3 separate regions of the Homo sapiens genome follow, and all the other regions are linked to region 1. Evidence: chromatin contacts called from ENCODE Hi-C or POLR2A ChIA-PET data. All regions are on one chromosome and are shown on one strand. The core of a region is the stretch at or near the end of the contact, and the rest is flanking DNA. Distances in the headings are between cores, read along the strand shown.

Region 1 (3,734 bases), core at 893-3,392:
CACTTTCTAGGCAAGCCTTGCTCTTGAAACACTCGGACCTTTACTCAGGACTTCTCTGATTGGTTCATGTTCCCAGACACCTTCTGGGAAGAAGAATGGCATCATGTACCCTGGATGTTTGTCCTTCAAGAATCAGCTTAGCCATCACTTCTAATGTAAAGCCTTTCCTTATTGCCACTGGTGCTCAACTGTGTTTGCTCTACATACCTCTGCTATAACATTTTCCATATAACATTACTGTAACATAATGCCCAATTTACTACACTGTCTCTCCACCAGGCTGAATTTCTTGTAGCTGGGGCCTAGTTTTGGTCACCTGTTTATCCCCAGCACCTTGCAGAGCACTTAGCACAGGTAGGCCATTAATACACATTTATAGACTGTTGAACCAGTATCACTGAAAACATAAGTACAACAGAAATATCATCTAGAAATTATCTTGAGAGAAGGAATCTAAAATTGATTTTTCAGAAAGAGGAATCTAAAATTAATTTAGTTTCCATGGGGGCAAGGTCTTAGTTTTGTACATAGCTCATGCCCTTTCTTTCCTTCTCCTGCAGTTTGCCTTTGGCCATTTCACTGCTTATTATTCAAGGGCTAGAGAGAAAAGGAGAGAAGCTGAAATTCAGATCAGTTAATTAAGCTGTTTGGGAACAGCTCTGAAAAGGGTTGAATGTGGTGGGTGAAATCAATAGTGAACTGGTGGTTTGAGATCATCTACAGCTCTCACTACCCAGCCTTCTCTACTTCACACCCCTCAGCCAACGGCTGTTCAACGTATGAAGCATTTTATAAGTTCATTTCAGCTTCACAGGATTTGTCCGTTTGTTCTGGAGTACATGTTAAGGCATATGGCCTGATTTTTGGTTTGGAGAATTTGGTCACTACACCAACATTAGATATATCGGGTGGTCTGCTTCTATAGGGTAATTTCATGGTCCTAAGGAAAGAATTTAAGAGTTTATGTTCTGAAACTGGTTCAAGAAACATTCCTTAAGTGAAAAAATTCAATCAAGAATAATATTCCCTACACTGGAGAAGGATTTTTAATATAGAACTTCCATCTGTGATATATTTAAATTCTAGGCCTCAGGCAGCAGTTTCAGAAAAGGGCCTCCTTTACCCTTTATTAGATGCAAAATAGTCTACTCTGGGGATGGGAACTTCCTTTTACCTCCCCCCCCCCGCAAAATCTAAGACATGCTTCCCTCATTCCTAAAATCACACATGCTTTTTTTTTTCACACAGCAAACTCTGCTATTGACATCAAAATGTTTATCAAAACTTTAATTACTCGAATTATTTTGTAAGTACTCCTATTAAGTGGAAAAGACCAGTGAAGCTGTCCAAACGGCGGCCCGCAGTCAATGCGCCGAAAGCTGTCAATACTGAAATGTAATACTCTCTTGATCTAGTTTTGACGCTTTAACAAAGACAGGTTTTGCCATTTAGGACCGCTCAGCCATCTTGACTGAATACCTTAAGAGGGTAGTCCTGGACCTGCTTATTGCCAAGGGACTTTCACAGTGTTCTAAGTTACTGTAGGAATCTCAGCCTATTACTCGACAGAGGCCTAACATGTTGGAGCTGTCAATAAAGATCCGCACTTAGGAAGCGGAAAGAAGGCACAAGTTTTATATGCACACTTTCTTTATTATGCATTGTTCCAGCCATCAAAGAGAGGGAGATTGTACTCTCCCAAAGCTTACAACTTTGTTACTTTTCATGACCTGTAGCATGTATTTAGCCTTTGGGCAGTGTTTGTGCAAGACTAAGGCCCACTCTTTAATGGCTGAATGCATACATTTCACAGCACATGGTGGATTCGCTGCTCTGAGAATTGCCTTTAAAAAAAGTAAAGTGAAAAATAGACAAAGAAATCTGGAACCTTAGCAGTGTTTCCTATTTGTTTGGACTGTTCTTGAACCAGCTCTGAGGCGGTGACCGGGCTATTGAAAAGATGCACCTGAAACAGGATCTGCGGGCAGCTGCATTTGCCACCCGGCTTTATTGCTGCTTTCCAGCGGCGAAGGCGCAGCAGCAGTAACAGGGAAGCCAGAGCGAGCCTCCCCGGCAGCGGCGGCGGCGGCGGCGGCACCGGCACCAGCGCAGTTTCCCCTCTCCCCAGCCCTGACTCTACGCGCACATGCGCATTGCGCCCGCAGCCCTGGACCATTTGTCAGGACTACTCGTGAGACGGAGAAAAAAAAAAGAGAAAATTTGGGGGTAAGAAGCGGTTGATCGGATCTAATCTCTAATTAATCTGAAGATTTGTCCGTGCAAAAGCCATTCATTTATTTTTCTGGGTGAGGATGAAAGTTAAGAGCCCTATAGAGGGAAGGAAGCGCACCCTCGTCTTGTGAAACAGATCAGGGGAGGGGAGGGACAGAAGGGGTTTCTCCCCCACTTCTCTGCGCCTCTGGGAAAGAGGAGAAAACTTAATCCCGGGGAAAAAAGTGGGCAAGTGACTCGGAAACGGCTGGAGGGGGAGTCTCTGGGCATCTCACTCTGAAGTAGTGAGTGCGAGTGTGAAAGAGGAACAAAAGAGAGAGAAAAGAGAAAGGAAAAAATGGGGGGAGGAGAGACTTGTATTTTTTTCTTTGCGCGCACACGGGGAAGGGTGTGGGGGGCCGTGCGGAAGGGAGCCGGGGCGAGGCGGCCGCGTTGGGCTCAGGCTGGCGCGCAGGCGGCGGGATGCGTGTGGCCCCCTCCCCCGCGCCCCCCGAGCTTGTCACTTTGGTCGCTTTCGTGACACCGGGCGCGGGGTGGGGGAGCGCGGCGGCGCCGGGCTCCACCGGGGTGCGTGTCCGGGTGGGCGCCGCGGAGCCGCAGCCCAGGCGGCGAGCGCGGCCGCCGAGGCGGGGGGCGCCGGCGGGGGGCGCGGGGGCGGCCGGGGCCGCGGATCGGTGCGGCGGGAGGCGCGAGCCCCGCGCGCCGCCCCTGCGGCCCCCTCCGCCCGTGTGGCCTTTGTGCCGGGCGCGCACCGGAGAGCGAGCGAGCGGGCGGGCGAGCGCGAGAAGTACAAGTACGGGAGACCGAGGCAGTGGGAAAAGAGGCCGGGCCACTTTCTCCCCTTTCGGGCTGCGGAGAATGGACTGGTTGAATGTGCAGGCGCGTCTCCCCGGCGTGTGCTGTGTGTGTGCGCGGCGGAAAGGCCTGCCCGACTCCCACCGCGCACACGCACACTCACACGCACGCACACACACGGACCCGCGGCGGGGCTCGGCGGCCGAGAGTTTGCGTGGCTTCCTCGCCGCCTCCCTCTTCCCAACCGAGTGTGTGAGAATTTCATATAGATCAGCTCCAATTTCCGCCATTTTGGGAAAGTTGCACAAAAATAAACCCTCCGGTTTATTTCTGCCCGAGGCAGGAAAGTGCTTTGGGAAGCGAGGCGGCGCGGGCCCGCGGCGGCCGTCCGCGCGGGAGAGGGCGCGGGCCGCGGGCCGGGCCGGGAGCCCGCGCCGTCGCGGCGTTCGCCCCGCGCCGTGCCGCGCCGCGCCGGCCCGGGTGCGGGCGCGGGCGCGGGCGTGTGTCGGGAGGCGGCGGCGGCGGTCGCGGCGGCGGCGGCCGCGCCGGGGCGGCGGGCTTGTGGGGGGAGGGTGGGGGCGGCGCGGGGCTGCTTTTCCTGCAACTTGTTTACGCCTGCCTTATTCTGGGGAGGAAAAGAGGGGTCGGGGCCGGGGCCGGCGCCGGGGCCACCGCCCGCCTCGCGCCGCGTGTGTGTGCGGTTCCGG
Region 2 (3,734 bases), core at 922-3,421, 110 kb after region 1:
ATTTCCTTAGAATGGGTTAGTTATTTTTCTAAGGAACAATGTGCGGAACATTAGAAATGAATTGTGACTAATACAGCTTTTAGCAGAAAATAAAATGGAAGAGTAGGTCTGCAGTGATAGAATGAACAGTGCTGAGTGTTAATAGAACATAAACAGTAATAGGATAAAGACTATGGCTTTGGAAAAGACTAATTATATGGCATGCACTCAGGATACAAATTATAAAGTCAGCCCTATGGTATTACTGTAGTGTAGAATTGGAAATCTTACCATTTCATATAAAGCTGTCTTATAAAATATGTACAAATATTGTATTTCAAATAATAGCTAAGCTCTTTAGAATACCTGAGATTAAAAAGATGTTTTTAAGTTACTCCGTATTTTGCTACACAAAAATTCCTTAAATCTGGGCAATTCAAAAAGAAAAAGAGAATAAAAACAAACTTTCTGCTTTATGTATTTGGTTCATAATAGATATTCAATAAAATGGGATGAGGACCTGCACCTTTGAGGTTGATTGGATGAAATGTGGAAAGAGGGATAATGATGGCTTTTTAAAACATATTTGAAGATTTGAAATGTTTCATGTGGAGCAGACACTAGAATTTTTCTGTATAAGCTCAATGAGGTAGTACCAGAACCAGTGGGTGTCAACTCCAGTAAAATAGATTTTTGACTCAGCATAGTGACTTTCTAGCATTCAGAGCAATTCAAATTTTGGATTAGGCTAGTTTAAGAATAAACTTATTAGAAAACTGTAACAGAACAATAAGAAATAAATTTTTTAAAAATTTACCACTTATAACAGCCTCAGGAAACATCTGATACATAGGAATAAATTTAACAAAAGATGTGCAAGATCTCTACCTGAAAATGACAAAATATTAATGAGAGATATTAAAGAAGAGCCAAAGAAATTGAGGGATTTAGCTTCTTCATGGATTGGAAGACTCAATATTGTAAAGAAGTCATTTCTTAACCAAATTTATCTATTGGAAATTTGTCTAGTAGAAATAAGCCCTTTACAAAAGAGCCTCTCTATGTGGACAATAAACATAGGGAAAGATTATCATTAATCATGGAATGCATTTGTAACCATAATGTGATACCACTATACACCCACTAAACGGTTAAAAAGAAAAAGATAGACAATACCAAGCATTGGTGTGGAGGTGAAGCAATTGGAACTGTCATATGCTGTTGGTAGGTATTCTGCAGTTGTTTTGGAAAGCTGACAGGATTTACCAAAGCTTAATGTACACACATGCTGCGACCTCAGAGTTTCACTCTTTGGTATATGTGCAATGGAAACACATACGTACATTCAAGAAATTGTTACCAGGAAAGGGTCGCAGTCCAGACCCCAGGAGAGGATTCTTGGGTCTCGCGCAAGAAAGAATTTGGGGCAAGTCCAGAGAGTGAAGTGAGGATGCAAAAGTGTATTAGGAAAGGAAAGGAATAAAGAATGACTACTCCAAATGGTTGCCCATTTTTGTGGTTATTTCTTGATGATATGCTAAACAGGGGGTGGATTATTTGTGCCTCCCCTTTTTAGACTGTATAGGGTAACTTCCTGATGTTGACATGACAATTGTAAACTGTCCTGGCGCTGGTGAGAGTGTAGCAGTGAGGACGACCAGAGGTCACTTGGTTTTGGTGGGTTTTGTCTGGCTTCTTTACTGCAGTCTGTTTTATCAGCAAGGTCTTTATGACCTGTATCTTGTCCACATCTCCTAGCTCATCCTGTGACTTAGAATGCCTTAACCATCTGGGAATGCAGTTGTCTCAGACCCAGTAGGTATCAGCCTCATTTTACCCAGCTCCTGCTCAAGATGGAGTTGCTCTGGTTCAAACGCCTCTGACAAAATAATCTGTACAAGAATGTTTGTAATAGCACTGTTTGTAATAGCACCAAATTAAAAACAACTCAGATGCTCATTGTTCATGATCTCCAAATAAATTATAGAGTATTCACAGCCACAAAAACCATACAAGAAAGAGAAGGTAACTTCTACTACTCACAACAATGTGGATGAATCTCAGAAACATGCTGTTTAGAGAAAGAAGCCAGATACCCAAGTTTCCATTTTAAATACAATTCAAAAAAGGGTAAATGAATCTATGGTGTTAGTAGTCAAGGAAGTGGTCACCCTTGACAGATGAGGTGCGATTGGAAGGGTGTGCTGGCCACGTTTTGTTTTCAGTCAGGGTGTTGGTTACATGGGTGTGTTCACTTTGTGAAAATTCAGTGAACTTTACACTTAGTGATTTCTGTGTCTTTCTGTAGATCTTAGAGATATAAAAGCAAGGCTTTGTGATAGAATTGAGGTGTCCTTGTAACTGAGCTGGTGTGTGAGCAGAGAGGAAATGTATGGGAGGTGCCTTTCTTCTGAGGTGCTTTGAATACAGAGTTTTCAGAAAAGGTTTCTGTTCTAAAGGACCATAAGGAGACGACGATTGACAGCTCTAAGTCAAGCGTCCAGAGGACAAAAATCCTTTGCTAGAGAATGGCCGTTTTAGGAAAGCAGCCATAAAACTAGCTTTGGGTTCAGAAGCTCTAACATAAATAGAATATTCAGTAGGGTTTTTTTTTTTCTTTCAAGAGATGGGACCTTGTCTTGTTGCCCAGGCTACAGTAAGAATATTTAGTAGTTTTAATTTTGATCTGAACAAGTAAAAAATTACAAAAACATTTGCATTTCTGCTGTTTTATTTTTATTGCAATAATTTCATATCCCTGTCAAAAAATTGAATTGGCTATTTAAAAAATCAGTATGATTAGTAAATAAGAAGTTAAAAAACCAAACCAAGCCCTGAGACAAAAGGAGAGAGAAAGTATGCCAACTGTGAATACATGGTAAGCACAGGTGTTAGACGTGAGATGCAACTTGGCTGTTACCTTTACAACATCCAAAGCAGAAAGGGGAGCAAATAAACAACTTCCTAGAATAAGACTAACTTTCCTTCCCATTAAAACTTTGAGGCACGTTTCTTATCTGAAGCATTAAAGAGACAACGTTGAACAACATAATGAAGCATGTCTTTAGTAATGAGTGCTGTAGCAAATGATATCAGTTGAATTTACAGGTTGTTTTTTATAGTGACCTTCAGTAAAGACAAAGAAGAGCCTATTCAATAGTATAATGCTGAAAGGAACCAATGCTTTAACCACTCCCACCTCCAGTCTCGTTATCTGGGAGATGCACGGCATTTGGGGCTTTCTTGCTGCTTTCAGAGAGTGATTTCCCATTTGTTTTCATTGACCAGGTGCCCGGGAAGAACCCACCGTCCAGCAGGCACAGCGTCGGTCAGCTGTCTTTCTGTCCTTTAAGTCCCCAATTCCATGTCTGCCCTTGCGCTGGGAGCAGCAAAGCAAACTTCTTCCAACTGTCGCAGGAATCCCTGCCAGTAAAGTTTCCAAATGGAGCACAGACGAGGTATATTTTATTTTCTTTGCTGCCCGACACCAGATACAGGATTACTGGCTTAAGAGGTGTGGAACATTGAGCGTAGGTAGCGTTTAGTCTTTTTTTTTCTGAAAGAGAAGAAATTATTGTGAGAGAAATAACTAATGCATATGGGTTAAATGTTTTGAACCTGTAGCATTTAGATTCTGACTGTGTTTTTTAACTGGGAATTTTGATATTGCTTTTGACAGGTGTCAGAATTTATACAGAGCTTACCTGGGTGTGAAGAACATGGAAAGGTATTTAAAGATGAAGTAAGTATTCCAC
Region 3 (3,734 bases), core at 813-3,312, 97 kb after region 1:
TATATGTGTTTCTCTGTATGTCTTAATAAAACTGTGGGTCTCAAACTTTGATTTGCACCAGAATCATTTGAGATGCTTGTTAAAAATGTGGCTTTTGAGGCACTGCTCCCGGAGGTACTCATTCAGGAAATGGAATTCTTGTGTTCATAAAAATGAAGGCACAGGAATCTTCATTTTTTAACCAGCCCTCCCAGGTGACAGATGCAAGTAGTCTATAAATCAGGCTTTGGGAATCACTACTGAATGAAAACACCCTTTTCAGGGGTAATACTTCACAATGTGTTATTAGTTGGGAAACATCGGGCATCCATCCCACATAGCCTTGTTCTCATGAAATCTATTCTATAGCTGCTTATAATTGTGTTCTAAATTAGGTACTATCTCTATTAAAAATCACTTAATGTTTTGAGCTCCCATGTTGTTTAAGCCTGCTAAACATCAGCCACAGAAACACAATAAAGCAGCTTTAAAATGCCTGCCAAATGCTTAGATTACCTTGCAAGGCAAATGCCCACTGCTTAACTGGTCTAATGGCAGAAATCAGTCTGTTCAGTTCATTATAGGCCATTAAAATGGCTTCTCAAGTTGTAAGACCAGTGTTTCCACTATGAGAACTACATAGAGCGGTTGCAAGAATTGCAGACATCAATCTGGTTTATATTTTTAGCACGAATCCAATTTTGCTAGTCACACCGAAAGCCGAGTCTGTACCCTGTTAAACAGATAGGAAAGCAAGCTAACATAAAGTATGAAGCTAAAAGCATATATAAATCTATTTGCTTTGCAAAACTATCACATCAAATAGAATAAAATCAATTTAGAGCCAACCATTCTAAAAGATTACAAAAGTTAATTAGTAAACCTTGGGAAGTTGGTTTTTTGCCCCATGAGGTCTTCTGGGCCGAGAGCTTCATGTTGAATATCGGCGAAAGTAATTTCAATGACTAGGCATTCTCTGGCTATTGTAAAACCTCTTCTCCCTTTTTGTTGATGGGCTTCCAGGTATGAATTAGGAGCTCTGGAAGTGTTTTCCTATTCTAGCTCTTGAGAACTTGAGTTAAATCTGTGTAGTTGTTTATGTACCCCAAAGAGTAGCTTAGTGTTTAGTTAAAACACTCACAGTTCTGATGCCAACCACTGTGACACCAAGGCAGCCATTCAAAGTGCAGGGATAAGATGACTGTGTTATTGCTATATGCCTGTGAAGTTGTTGGAACAATATTGTAACAGGATCTTACTCTATCTCCTTGAATATCACCAATTTCTGACTCAGGAAACCCTTTTCTGTAGAGTAGAAAAGCGGTGACATCTGTTCTCTTTTCCACAACAACAACAACAAAGTAATAGAGTCTCACTCTTAAGAGACATCATCTTTATTTCCCAAACCTCACCTTATTCGTTAAGGCTTTTCATTTAATAAGAGGATTAATTGCTGAGTTTTTCTGGAGGGTTTTTCCTTGTTATCTTGGTAATACCCACCTCATTTATTCATTATATTCCTTTTATTGTATTCTTTCACTAGCGTATGGTCCTTATGCTAAATTATAATTAAATAGGCCTGTTAACCAAAATGTTTTTATTCATTAGATACACAGTAAACCATGTTTACCTCTCCTGGGTGATGTTTATGAAAACATAATTCAGTAAAACCGTTGCTGTTGTATCATCTCAAAAGGAATTTAATTTTAAAAACTCTTTATTTGAATGTTACTCATAGTTGCAGAAGTTTTAGTCCCAAGTCCCACTGGTTTTATTTGCCATCTTTTTCTGAATCCCTTCGAAGGTGGTGATCTCCTTGACCTGAAGCTCCTCAAGTACAGTCGCTCTTCATTTGTACGAGGCATTTTGGAGGCAGTTCAAGTATTCTTTTAAACTTTCTTTAGAGAATGTGGAGATTCTCATTCCCTTATGTTTTTACCTGCGAGTAAGTCACAGCTCAGAAACTTAAAAAAAAAAAAAATGCTGGGAGCATGCAAAGAGACATTCTTTTGATGGCCAAAACAGAAAAACTACATTTTTTAGAGCTCTCTGGTAGTCATCTTCCCCGCTTGTTACTGGGGAAGTACAAGTCTCTTTCAGTTCTGCAAAGGCCCCATGAGACTAGAATAAGCTATTTTGAAAAGAGAAGGGTGGCGTTATTTTAAACCAAGCCAAACTAAGGAGTGAACTTTCACACTTGAGCTGCCGCAAGGTAGCCATGTCTCTGATGCTGGGCCAGCAATAACTGTCAATCCGAGCTTCCTAACCTGGTTGGCAAATATTTCAATCTACATGGCAATCTGCATCTGCCTCCTTTCCTGCTGGACTTAAAGAGGTGGCGGAAATCGATAAATCCCTAAATTGGGGCAAAATAATTTGTTTTTCAATATTTTTTAACAGACTGGAACTAATTGAAACGTAATTGGTTAGAAATTGTTTTTATATGACAAACAGACTTGAAGAAATACAGCTGCACATATTCAACTGCCATCCTATGCATTTACCATTCTAATGTCTGTTTTACTAATATTTATCACAAAGCATAATTAGATTAAGACAGTAAGACCTCTAAAAAGTGACACATAATTACAGAGAAAAAGAAAATACTGAGTCATAAAGAATACATTTTTCCATTCAAGTGGATTCCACTGTCTTTATTAAAAACCAAAAGTATTCTTGAGTAAGATTTCACTATGATTGTATTTCCATTCAATACAACTGAAATGTATTGAATTGAATTGAATTGTATTGAATTGCAACTAAAGAAATATTGCAGTAAATGGCTTCTTGAAAATTCTGAAATTCCAAGAGAAATTGCTGTTTTCCATGCACTTTTTTTTAGGTGCTTTTACCTATGTGGGTGCATTTAATCTTCATGATACCTTATGTGGTGTAGTTGCTATCATCACACCTTCATTCTACAAACATGGAACCTCCTTTGGTTAGAGGCCACATAGCTAGTCCGTAGCAGACCTGGGTTATAACCCAGACAGTCTGACTGTAGTCTGTGCTTGGAACCATTACTCTAAAAGCTATTTTAATAGTTGAAGAAAGGTTAGTTAAAGACAACAGGTGTCAGTAGATAATTTTATCCTACAATATAAGTAATTTATAACTAGGAATAGCTGCTGTGCATCATGCTCCTACTTAAGTGCCTGGCTCTGTGCTAAGTGCTTTCTATACATTATTTTATTTCATTCTTAACATGCCCCTCTGACGTAAAGGATTTATTATCCTTGTTTTACCAATGATGTAACTGAGAATTAGACAAATTAAGTAATTTGCTGATGGTCGTGTAAACCTAGTGAGTAGCAGAACTGAAATTTAAACCAGATCTCTTCACTTCCTAAGATCATATGTGTAACCACTATTGCTGGGCTGCTTCCTCCATGTTAAGATTCATGCACCCAGCTGCAGTGTGGGTAATCTCAATGCTTTGAGAGGGTGAGGCAGGAGGATTGCTTGAAGCCAGAAATTCAGACCAGCCCTGAGCAACATAGTGACACGCTGTTTCTACAAAAAAATTAAAAATTAGCCAGGCATGGTAGCGCATGCCTGTAGTTTCAGCTACTTGGGAGGCTGAGGCTGGAGAAGCACTTGAGCATGAGTTTGAGGTTACAGTGAGCTAATGATGGCACCACTGCACTCCAGCCTGGACAGTGGAGTGAGATCTATCTCTTAAAAAAAAAAAATCGCACACTTGCGCCTAAGCAGCTTGTACCCTCTTTTGAAACGAAATTGTTGATAATGAAAAA

Evidence for each region. A loop is a pair of places that touch in the nucleus more often than their neighbours do. ChIA-PET counts read pairs that join two places held with the same protein, here RNA polymerase II (POLR2A). Pooled maps may share reads with other maps.
Region 2: a map of CD8-positive, alpha-beta T cell shows a loop between it and region 1 (2.1-fold over the local background). The contact joins the enhancer-like site here to the promoter of L3MBTL3 in region 1. A Hi-C loop is called at or near these places in 5 of 168 maps with a recorded cell type or tissue (CD4-positive, alpha-beta T cell, CD4-positive, alpha-beta memory T cell, CD8-positive, alpha-beta T cell and 1 more) and 11 of 50 pooled maps. POLR2A ChIA-PET finds 5 or more read pairs at or near these places in 2 of 52 experiments (activated CD8-positive, alpha-beta T cell and activated T-cell).
Region 3: a loop to region 1 is called in a map of B cell, with 2.8 times the contacts of the local background. The contact joins the enhancer-like site here to the promoter of L3MBTL3 in region 1. A Hi-C loop is called at or near these places in 1 of 168 maps with a recorded cell type or tissue (B cell), 1 of 37 single-sample maps with no recorded cell type and 2 of 50 pooled maps. POLR2A ChIA-PET finds 5 or more read pairs at or near these places in 3 of 52 experiments (GM12878, OCI-LY7 and activated CD4-positive, alpha-beta T cell).

The regions. Positions count from the first base shown.
Region 1 is chr6:130,016,439-130,020,172 of GRCh38, forward strand. L3MBTL3 (L3MBTL histone methyl-lysine binding protein 3) reads left to right here and starts at 2,143. Exons shown (of 23, transcript NM_032438.4): 1 at 2,143-2,226. RefSeq lists silencers at 2,623-2,752, 3,703-3,734.
Region 2 is chr6:130,130,185-130,133,918 of GRCh38, forward strand. L3MBTL3 (L3MBTL histone methyl-lysine binding protein 3) reads left to right here. Exons shown (of 23, transcript NM_032438.4): 21 at 3,268-3,437; 22 at 3,659-3,721. Among named protein-coding and RNA genes, the nearest start is that of SAMD3, 91 kb to the right of the region's middle. Within about 2 kb of position 2,172, at least 5 of the 41 ENCODE cell types and tissues checked have a DNase peak (open chromatin) inside an H3K27ac peak, as active enhancers do; they include CD4-positive, alpha-beta T cell and CD8-positive, alpha-beta T cell, where a contact is called at or near this core.
Region 3 is chr6:130,113,094-130,116,827 of GRCh38, forward strand. All of the region lies in intron 19 of L3MBTL3 (L3MBTL histone methyl-lysine binding protein 3), which reads left to right. Among named protein-coding and RNA genes, the nearest start is that of L3MBTL3, 96 kb to the left of the region's middle. RefSeq lists an enhancer at 1,804-1,933. Within about 2 kb of position 2,063, at least 3 of the 41 ENCODE cell types and tissues checked have a DNase peak (open chromatin) inside an H3K27ac peak, as active enhancers do; they include B cell, GM12878 and OCI-LY7, where a contact is called at or near this core.